2 separate regions of the Mus musculus genome follow, and region 2 is linked to region 1. Evidence: chromatin loops called from intact Hi-C (ENCODE). Cell type or tissue: gastrocnemius. All regions are shown on one strand. Each heading gives the region's core, and the rest is flanking DNA. Links, peaks and the distances in the headings are about the cores only. Region 1 has its middle 9.3 kb from the start of Gm40139. Region 2 overlaps Bcar3 (breast cancer anti-estrogen resistance 3).

What was found. Peaks named below come from ENCODE experiments on the same cell type or tissue, not always from the same donor. Only the 100,000 strongest peaks of a DNase experiment are listed, where the experiment ranks them.
Region 2: a loop joins it to region 1, with 17 times the contacts of the local background. A loop is called at or near these places in 41 of 42 quality-filtered maps.

What each region holds. Positions count from the first base shown.
Region 1 is chr3:122,309,704-122,315,084 of GRCm38, forward strand. No RefSeq gene overlaps it. Among named protein-coding and RNA genes, the nearest start is that of Gm40139, 9.3 kb to the right of the region's middle. In gastrocnemius, for the core only: no CTCF peak of the experiment used is centred there; a DNase peak (open chromatin) is centred at 2,555.
Region 2 is chr3:122,463,869-122,469,249 of GRCm38, forward strand. All of the region lies in intron 3 of Bcar3 (breast cancer anti-estrogen resistance 3), which reads left to right. Among named protein-coding and RNA genes, the nearest start is that of Gm34349, 14 kb to the right of the region's middle. In gastrocnemius, for the core only: a CTCF peak has its summit at 4,345 (motif pointing left); a DNase peak (open chromatin) is centred at 2,397.

The DNA of each region.
Region 1 (5,381 bases), core at 265-5,264:
GCCACCATAATAGAAGAAACGAGATCATGGCGTGTGTCCATTGTGACTAATACAAGTGTCTGCTAGATAGTCTAGGGCCAGATAGGACACTAGATTCTGGGTTCACAGGAGGGACTAAGACAACACAGTCCTTACTCTCATGGAATGTTCTCCTATACTTTCCCAAATAGCTGCCAGGGCCAAGAGGGGTCACTCAGTGTACACTGCTTTCTTAGTGTGTAAGAGAAACCATGTCAACCTCCAACATCACCAACAAACCAAAATGGCCGTTCAACGCTTCCTTAAAAGGACAACCTGCCGTGTTCTGCATCCACTTAGTTTTTGAGAAACAGTGGTTTTCCCCTACTTTTCTTTTATTAAAATTTGATTTTTTCAGCATGAAGGAGAATTGGGGTGTGTATACATTTCCCCAGATGACCAGCATTGTATTCGTGAATACTGTGTATCTGGAATGAGCAGTGCGCAAGCTGTTCATTTTTCAATCTGAAGTAAAATACTTTCAAGAGCCAAAAAAAAAAAATTTTTTTTTCATAACTATACTTCTTGGATTTTAAAAAATTAATTAATATATTAATTTATTTAGATCCCGGAACACTGCCTCCCTTCTCAGCCCCCTTCACAAAGAGTCCCTCCAACCCCCTTCTCTGAGAGTGTGGGGCCCCTAGGTATCTCCCCACCCTGTCAAATCCTGTTTCATTTTCTCAGAGGATACCTTGGAGGCAGCCTGAACCTGACCTTGGAATCCCACAGGTGGATGAGGAGTGGCTTCCGTCTGGTTGCTGTGTAGTCCTTGCCAGTCTGCTGCCCAGGCTACTTTCCCACCCAGCCAAGCTGCCCTCTCGCATCCTCCCATGGCTCCAAAGTTACAGGGTGAGGCTTACAGATATTCCACACTTCCCACTGACTTCCCACGGTGTGTTAAGACCCCGTGAACATCTCACGTCACTAAGTCCATGTGCTTCCGCAAGGTCTTGAGAATGCCAAGGTCCCTAAAACATGAAGGACCCCTAGGGGGGAAAAATAGGTCAAGATCACTACTCTAGATGCTTCTGTTTTGGAGGTAAAATTGAGATGAAAAACAGACACCACCCCCTTCTATAGGCGGTTATGTCTGTGTTGAGAAGTAGATTCACTCTTTCTTAAATCTACTGATTTCTACTTCTCGGAGCTCCCTGGATAAATCTCTCTCGTGTCCTAAGAGAGCAGGAAATAAACAGCGAGGAGGAGGAGGAGGAGGAGGAGGAGGAGGAGGAGGAGGAGGAGGAGGAGGAGGAGGAGGAGGCGGCTCTGGGCCTCCTGGGAGGAGGTAAGAATGCCTGAGAAGCACAGCAGGACCACCCCCACCCCACCCCCATCCCCGCCTTCCCCTCAGGAGGCACGGGGCGGGGGGAGGGGATAAGGGGGTAAGCACATATATAGCCCAACGCAGTGCCTGGAGCATAGCGAGTGTTCCATAAATAGTTATTAAAAGTATGCCGGGTGTGGTGGCGCACGCCTTTAATCCCAGCACTCGGGAGGCAGAGGCAGAGGCAGGTGGATCTCTGAGTTCGAGGCCAGCCTGGTCTACAAAGTGAGTTCCAGGACAGCCAGAGCTATACAGAGAAACCCTGTCTCGAAAAACAAAAAACAAAAAACAACAACAACAAAAAAAAAGTATGGAAGAAAAAAGCCGGTCGTGGTGGCGCACGCCTTTAATCCCAGCACTCGGGAGGCAGAGGCAGGCGGATTTCTAAGTTCGAAGCCAGCCTGGTCTATAAAGTGAGTTCCAGGACAGCCAGGGCTACACAGAGAAACCCTGTCTCGAAACCCAAATAAAATAAAATAAAAAATAAAGTAGGGAAGAAAGGCACCAAGGAGAACTTGTGTGGACAGAGACCTAGGCTTCTGAGAAGGGGGCGAAGAAAATATGGACAAAAAACCTAAAGTCGGGATAAAGAGAATTTTTACTCATCTTGTAAACAGATTCCTACAGTGCCATTGAAAACGCTGGGGACAATTCCTATTGAGAGGATATGTTTGGTGGGTGTCAGAGGGTTTGTGCCTTTGCTCTTACCACCTGGGAAGAGCAAGGGCTGTGACCCCAGTGAACACAGGCTATAGTGGCTGGTACACAGGCCAGCAGTGGTCCTGCTCGGACAGACACACTGAAAGCCAGTTCACTATGTCCTTGACCTGTGTCCATGGATTCTTCAGCAGGGATATGGCGCTTATCATGATGTCCATAGAGCCCAACACCATTGGAGGGTTTTCAGGTAGTGAGTGGGAATCACGAAGAGCAGGTTTGGCACTCTAGGGACCATTAATCTGAGCCTATAGAAAAGTCATAGGAGCCAGCAAGAACGTAAGCTTGAATATGAGACACCTGACCATCTTTGTAAATCTCTTTCACACTCAACCACCTTGCAATTTGTAAGAGAAGCAGAGAAGACACCGATGTCCCCCATTCTATCAGTGAGGGAATCAAAGTTAATAAGGAGGAATAATTCCCAGGGTCACGCAACCCTGTGTCCAGGGTTGTTGTTGGAAGTTTACAGCTGCAGTGCTAGAAATGGCCAGCAGAGGGCACCCTCCACAAAGTGGTTGTTTGCAGTCTTTGTAGAGAGCAATGGTAACTCTGCTAGTATTGGTTCAGAGGGCAGGCAGGAGCTTTCTCACCAGATAAAATGCTACCTTGGTGATTTTTTTCCTCTCAGAGAATGCTTACCTAAACTGAATCCTGAAATACCAGGTAAAAGATCAGTCTACTAAGCAACCATCTGATAGCCTTCAAAAATAGCAAGGGTCAAAGAATTAAAAAATAGCAGTTCCATGTTTATGAAGATTAAAGAGATGGAACAACTAGATATAATGAATGAACGAACGAGTGAACAAACGAATGAATGATTTGAATGGGTCCTTGGGTGGGAAAAAGCCATAGACATAAGAAATATTAAGGTGGTTGATAGCATCTTAATTTGGACTGTGGGTTAGATAAATTGTGTCAATATTATGCTTTTCAAAGTTGTTAACTGTGCTGTGTTTTGACATGTTTCTCTCAAAATAATTTAGGGGGAAATGGGCATAATGTCCTTAACCTGTTTTTGAATGATACCTTCCCACCCCCACCCAAGAATAAAAGTCATAATAGAAACAGATGTAGGTAAAATGTGAACCTAGGTAGAGTGGATGGGAATTCCACATGCTGTACTTACGACTTTTCCGTAACTTCAAACTTATATCCAAATAAAAGACACACACATGCACATCTTATTCCGGAAGAGCCTTCCTACCTGATTTGAGGTCTAAAGTTCCCTCAGTGGGTTAGGGAGTACAGAGGGGCCTCTTAGGAAAGTGTGGCTTTGGCCCTCTGCAGAGCACTGACCTTTGCCCTGGGCTGGCCAGGGCACCTGTGTGCAAAGCTTATCTGAACCACCAGACAAGCAGGCGACCTTCACTGCACATGTTTGTGAATGCAACACACGCCTGTACTTGGCAGGAGAGCAGGGACCTTGCCCAAAAAAAGCAATCTGGAGCAAGGGAATGGGACAGAGGGAGCGCTCCAAGGTCTGTGCAGCAGAGAACAGAAGCATTCCTTAGCGTGGGTAAAGCCGCTACTTACTGCTTTCTGGGTTAGTCCTTCCAGAACATCCGGCTCCTAGGATCTGAGCATGGGTGATGTACATAGTCAAATATTAACAGGAAAATGATGCCGTGAGGAGAAGCTACTAGAGAGGACCCAGGATAGGGAGAGCCCAAGGTATACTGGAGAGGAGGCAGAGCCTAAGGGTGACCTCTCCCACCTACAGGATTCTGGTTCACACAGGCTTGGGATATGCAAGTCAAGTACTTACATCTCTAACAAGCCACCCGATTGGACCACACACAGTTGCAATGGCATAGGACACGACCATCCTGGCCATCTGTAGGTCTTTCCACCATGGCTAAAACTGCACATGAAAAAGTATTTTAAGAGGGGTTGGAGGGCCGGAGGGCTGGAGGGCTGGCTCAGCAGTTAAGAGCACTGACTGCTCTTCCAGAGGTCCTGAGTTCAATTCCCAGCAACCACATGGTGGCTCACAACCATCTGTAGTGGGATCTGATGCCCTCTTCTGGTGTGTCCGAAGACAGCTACAGTGTACTCTTATACATAAAATCAATAAATCTTTTTTTAAAAAGTATTCTAAGAGATCCAAGGGAAACTGGGGCTACTTTGGGGTGCACAGTGGTTCTTTGGACCGGACAACATCATGGATGAATGAACTCAAACTGAGATCAGGAGGGCATGGGATAGAGGAAGTTCCTTGAGAGAGGAGCGGAATGCACAAGCGAAGCCCAGCTGGTCCAAGCTCCTCCTCTGAGTTCTCTAGGGAAATAATGAGAAGAAAGGCAGGGGGTGAGGCAGGGAGGCTGCTATTGCTGGGACAGAGTGAGACTAAAGGAGACGTGACCAGAGGCAGCACCTTCAAAAGACCTGGTAGAGCTGCGAAAGCTGGCCAGGGGGAGGGGAAACGAGATAGGAGATCCAGGCCCTAGGCTCCAGTGAGATAAGGGCCGGAGGAAAGGGACTGTCCTGTCCGTGAGTCATGGAAAGAAGAGTGGTTAAGCACTGTAGCTAAGAGGGAGCTGAGCTCTACAAAGAGTTCCTTGTTTTCTTAAAGACTCCTGTCCTCTGATACCACCAAAGGAGGTGTGGGATATTCAAGTTTGGAAAGATAATCCCTATACATATACACATACACATACATATGTATACGTGACAGGGAATCAAACTAGGGCCTCCCATATGTTAAGCAAATGTGAGTCATAGCCTCAGCTATATAGTGAGACCCCATGTTAAAAAGAGTAGTGATTGGCTCTTCAGGGCTCTGACCTAAACAGTGGCTCAGTCAATCCCCTTGTGGGTTCATAATATAATGACGTTATTGGGAGGTGGAGCTAGCTGGAGGAAAAGGTCGTGGAGGTCACACCCTGGAGAGACAATGCCACTTACCTAATCCCATCTCTGTCTCTCTCTTCCTGCCTTCTGTCCAACAGTGTTCCTCAGCGGCATCCTTTAGCCACGAGGGTCCGTCTCACCATTGTCTCAGAGAAGCTGTCTACGGGCCCGGGCTCTCTGAAACCACAAGGCCAATGGATGCATCCTCCTCAGAAAGGCTTTCTCTCAGGTGTCTGTCGTGGTGATTGACATTCATAGCTGCTGACCAGAGAGGCTGATGTTGAAGGGAGATGAGGATTTTAGACAGAGTTTTGAAGCTATGCAGGAAGCCTAAGGTTTCCTCACACTGACTTCTGGGTGATCTGACTTGGAGGGGTGTACGCTCTGGGGAGGGGTAGGCATAACAACTACCTTAACTATATGCAATACTTTGCCTATGTCCTTAGAGAAACATAAGGGGCTAATA
Region 2 (5,381 bases), core at 273-5,272, 150 kb after region 1:
TGATATGCAAGATATCTGATCTGTGACCCCTGTGAAAAGGTCACAGGCGTTTCAACCCACAGGTTGAGGACCACTGACCTAGACTCCATAAGGTGGAGAAGTCACTAGGAAACTGACAGACAAGCAAGAATCAGGCCTGTGGCTTCTTTTAGATTCTGCTCCATGGTTGGGCCTAAACCCCCCCTGGGGTCAGTCTGCTTCTAACCTCTTGTCATCCTGTCCTCTTCCTTACTCTTTAAATTCCACCATCGTCCCTCCTGCTGTCCCCAGGCCTGAACCGTCCTCTTGTCCTCTTTAAACTCCACCATCCTGTCCCTCCTGCTGTCCCCAGGCCTGTACCTTTCCCCTGTCCTATACGGTTTTGAGATAGAACCGTTGAGTGGCTTGAAGCTGTTACAATAATTTCAATTTGGGTTAAACTGTGTTCACTGATAAAACTACATTGAAAATGTAACGTCTAGTACCCTGGGCATGTGACCTTATTTATACATAAGGTTTTATAGGCATAATCAAGTCAGGAGAAGATCCTCCAGGAAATAATAGCTAATTATTTCCTCCAGGAAATACTAATCTCAGTATTTGCGAATGAAACCGTATTAGGAGATTGTCTCTTTTTGCAGATCAGTTGACCAAATTGAGATGATGCTGTACAGGTAGAGAGATGGCTCGGTTGGGAAGCGTGAAGACCCGAGTTTGGACCCCTAGCAGCCTTTTAAAAGGGGGTACATCAGCACGGGCCTGTAATCTCAGCATTGGGGAGGCAGACAGGCTGCCCCCTGGGGGTCACTGGCCAGCCAGGGTGACCTAATCAGCGAGCTCTAGGTTCAGTGAGAGACCCTGTCTCAAAACTATGGCAGAGTACTTACCCAGCAGGGGGTAGCCAGTGACCAAAGAGATGGTTTTCCTAGGGCGAGGCTCCAACATTATACTTGGGGTTTGCTGACCCCCGTGACCACCCCGAATGCGGGACCTTACACTTTGTGATAAGAGTCTGCGAGTCTGCACTGCCCCTCATTCAAGCACCTGCTCTTGATGTTCCCTGGGCGCTTTAGGGAGAGTGTGGCGTCGAGGATATCTGGAAACTATGAAAGAATACTTTTTTTTTTTTTTTTAAAGCAGGGTTTTGCTGTGTACCCAAGGCTGGCTTTGAATTCAATATGTAGCCGAGGCTGGCCTTAAACTTCAGGGCTCATCCCCCTTCAGCTCCCAAGTGTTGGTCTTATAAGAATGCACCACCACACCCGGTTTTATTTGAATGCCACAGAGTATGTGCTTATTGTCACAGTCATACTGGTAAGCAAGCACACATGCCAAATTGGTTCTTGCTAGCCATATTCTTAGGCATTGACTGAAATTCCCAGGAGCCAGTAAGTGGAGGAATCTGGGGTTAAATGTTAATATGGGTTAATATATGTAAAGTTCTTAGTCCAGAACCGAGGATGCGATTGGTACCCTGTAAATAAGAGGTAGCAACTGCCATTCTAGCTCCCTGTGTGTGCACTGGGCTCACCTTGCCTCAGACTCCCTGCCTTGGACCTTCCCCAGATCCTGTAGGCAACCTTGAGGGTCACTCTTGGGTCACCCTGTGAAAACTCTGCTCATGGCTGTGCGTTTTAAACAGCTCAACTCTGAAGCTAGGGGACTCTTCTTGTTCTCTTAATAATATTAATAATAATATTTGGTGCCTGAATGATATGCAACTGGATTCAAGGTACATCTAAATGAGGGTCCGTGGAGCCCAGGCTACCTGAATCATTATCCTCCTGTCTCAGCTTTCTCACATGTTGGAATTACATGTGTGTGCCTGCCCCTAAGCCATACATTCCAAAAATCTTTTTTTTTTTTTTTTTTTTTTTTGGATTTTCGAGACATGGTTTCTCTGTGTAGCCCTGGCTGTCCTGGAATTCACTCTGTAGACCAGGCTGGCCTCGAACTCAGAAATTCTCCTGCCTCTTAAGTGCTGGGTTTAAAGGTGTGCACCACCACTCCTGGCTCATTCCAAAAATCGTTATGTTCCCCAAAGCAAATAAGACTTATGTCTGTAAGAATGTCCCAGAGTTTCCCGAGAGTATCAGTTTCCAGATGGTTAAGCAGTTCCTAAATGCAGCCTTGGTCTGCCTTCTCTTGCTAATAACCTGCAGTTTTCCTGATGAAAACTGGTGTCACTTTTTGTTGTCCTAAATACTCACATATTTAGTAAGAGGTGTCCTCAATTTGTAGAGATGTAAGTCTGTAACGTTTTAGAGATACAGTTCTGGCATCGTCTGTGACTTAGACCTATCTACTTAGGAGATCTTGTTTTCTCCATACCTTAGCACTTCTAAGTACATCCAAAGAGGCCAGGAGTTCAGCCTTGGAGTTGTTTGCTATTAAACTCTACCCTCTAGTGGTCACTCCATGTCACAGCAATGCAGCATTTGGCTATAGCTGTTTCTGGACACTATGGGAGCTTTTAAGATGAAGTGTAATAACATAGCACATTATAGTTCAACTTCAGAAAGAGGGCCTGGGTTGGCTCCATTCAAGGTGTGTGAAGTCATGGAGCCTTTTGTCACTAGCGTATTGTCTGCGTTGTTTGGGTGGAGCCGATTAGGGTTGGCCTGAAGTTTTACGCACATTAAACTTTCCTTGGCTAGACTTGCATTTACATTGTGATCTGACAGTTGATAAGACTGACGCTTTGTCAGGAAGGGTGCTTGATTTAGCAAGGCAGAAAATAGCTATCAGTACTTTGAAGACTGATAGAGAATTTTCCACCCCTGTGGACAGTGGGTGCGCTCAGCCTGGCAGGAGCAGGAGAGAGTAACTGGAAGCCATGTTACGCAGAGATTTCTTGAGCTGGGGAGCTGGGGAATCCATGTTGTTGGGAAATTCTGAGAAGACGCTCACACAGAAGGAATTTTATTTATCTATTATCAAAACAATATATCATCAAATACTTCTTTGTGACTTGTCTTGTTGGCTATGCGTTACTCTGTGCTGAACGCACGAGCCGGATCTTCCTTTGGTGCAGGGTAAGTGTCCAGTGTCCAGAATGCGAATATCTGCGATCCGGCACGTGCTTCCTAACCTGCAACCTTTCCGATCATCAACTTAGAGCCGCAATAGGAGCATCCATACCATGCAGCTTTGTTTCATAAGCAAAGTTATTAAAATATTGCATAAATTATCTTCGGTCCATGCATATAGAATATTATTTGGGGCATAAATTAATTTCATGCTTAAACTTTGCACTCCTAAGATCTCTAACTCTTTTTTTTTCCCTTTCTCTCTATATGTATTTATGTGTGTGTGTGTGCAGGTTTTTTAAAAATCTGAAGTCTAAAACATTCAAGTATTTCAGATATCAGATACGCAACCTGAATTTCTTTATAAGAAAATGTCCTTATGACATTTGGGCTTTCCCAGTCCCCTCTTGTTTAAAACAGCACATAGTCGTTTCATAGCCTGCATTATCTGCCACTTGTCAACTCTCTAAGGGTTGGGATACAACACTGAACAAATTCCTGGACCTTCTATTCTGGAGGTGGCATACGGGGTGACCGTAGGAAGGACAACCAAGTTAAGGGGGGAAGGTTTAGCAGGGAGGGAGCTGGGAGATGTTAGCATAAAGGAGCTGGGCAGAGAATGGGACTTTAGTGTGGAAGGGCCAGGCAGCGGAGGAGGTCAAAACGGTAAAATGAAGCAATGGGGGTCAGAGCACACCTCTGCTCTGGGAGAACAGTAGGGAGGCCACCAGGCCTGCTGAGAGCAGCAAAGTAAGCTGCTATGGGGTCCAGCCACTGACAGAGAGCTGGAAGAAGGTGATTGGGCAGGTTGCACAGGGCCTGCACCTCAGGGGAAGGACTGGAATCTCTACAGTTGCCTGGGGTTCACTTTGGATTCCTTGTTGCTAGGGGACAGAAAGGAAAAGAAAGGGCAGGAGGGAGGAGGGGTGTGTGCACACAATGCACACGAGTGTTCAGGTGATAGGGGCTGGGGGTTTGGACCTGCCAGGTAGCTGGGGGAAGACGGGGAATTGGATGAGTAACTCGAAGGTAGAGCTAGATTACCTGGTGGACTGGCTGTGAGGGGAGAGGGGAGAGGGGTCAGAGCACTGGAAGAGCAGTGAGGTCACAGTTGAGAAGAATGGGGGGGGGAGTGTATTCTTCCGTGAATTTCAGGTAAGATAAACCCCTGGGGACTGGAGGCGTGGACCAGTGGTTAAGAACAGTTGTTGCTCTCCTAGGGGACCTGGGTTCTCTTCCCAGCACTCACACCAGACAGCTCACACCTGCCTATAAATCCAGTTTCAGGGACTCTGATGCCCTCTTCTGACCCCCATGAACACTGCCATCTAGTGGCAGAATGGCTAAGTGTGAATAACATTTGAGTCAAAATAAATTCTCCTGGCAATTAAAGGGATGTTTCTGTTTTGTTTTGCTTTTTGCTTTTCACATTTCTCTCAGTTTACACATTTTTCTCTAATATACATATAATACTCATATAAAAAAAAACACTCCACCCCAACCCTCCTTTGGTTTTTAGTGTCAAGGTTTCTCTGTGTAGTCCTGGCTGTCCTAGAACTCACTGTTGACCAGGCTGGCCTTGAATTTAGAGACCTGCCTGCCTCTGCCTCCTGACTGCTGGGGTTAAAGGCATGTATATTACTGCCGCCGCCACCACCATGCTAAAACACTTCCTTTTTTATACCATAGTTCACTGCATGGATACACTAAAAATTTGTGGGTTGATCCAAATTATCTCAAACAAACTATAAATATATTAGAGAAAAATTCCTAAACTTCTAGTGTCAAGACCTTTTTACATTGTTAAAAATTGAGAGTCCTTTTTTTTTTTTTTTTTTTTTTTTTTTTTTTTTTTGGTGTTTTTGAGACAGGGTTTCTCTGTGTAGCCCTGACTGTCCTGGAACTCACTTTGTAGACCAGGCTGGCCTCGAACTCAGAAATCCGCCTGCCTCTGCCTCCCGAGTGCTGGGATTAAAGGCGTGCGCCACCACGCCCGGCTGAGACTCCTTTTTAAAAAATCCTTTAGTTATATGAGCTATAACTATTAATAATCATTGTGTTGGAGATTAAAATGAAGAAATTACTTGCATGTGTGTGTGTGGTACACGCATGTCCACATATATGTGGTTCATATGTCTCTGGTGATATGTGTTCTATGTGTTTGTGTGTGTGTGTGGTACATGCATGTCCACATGTGTGGGGTTCATATGTCTCTGGTGATATGTGGTGTGTATGTATGTGTGTGTATGTGTGTGTGTATGTATGTGTGTATGTGTGTGTGTGTATGTATGTGTGTGTATGTGTGTGTATGTGTGTATGTGTTATATGTATATGCACTTGTAGAGGCTCAAGGTACATATTGAATGTCTTCCT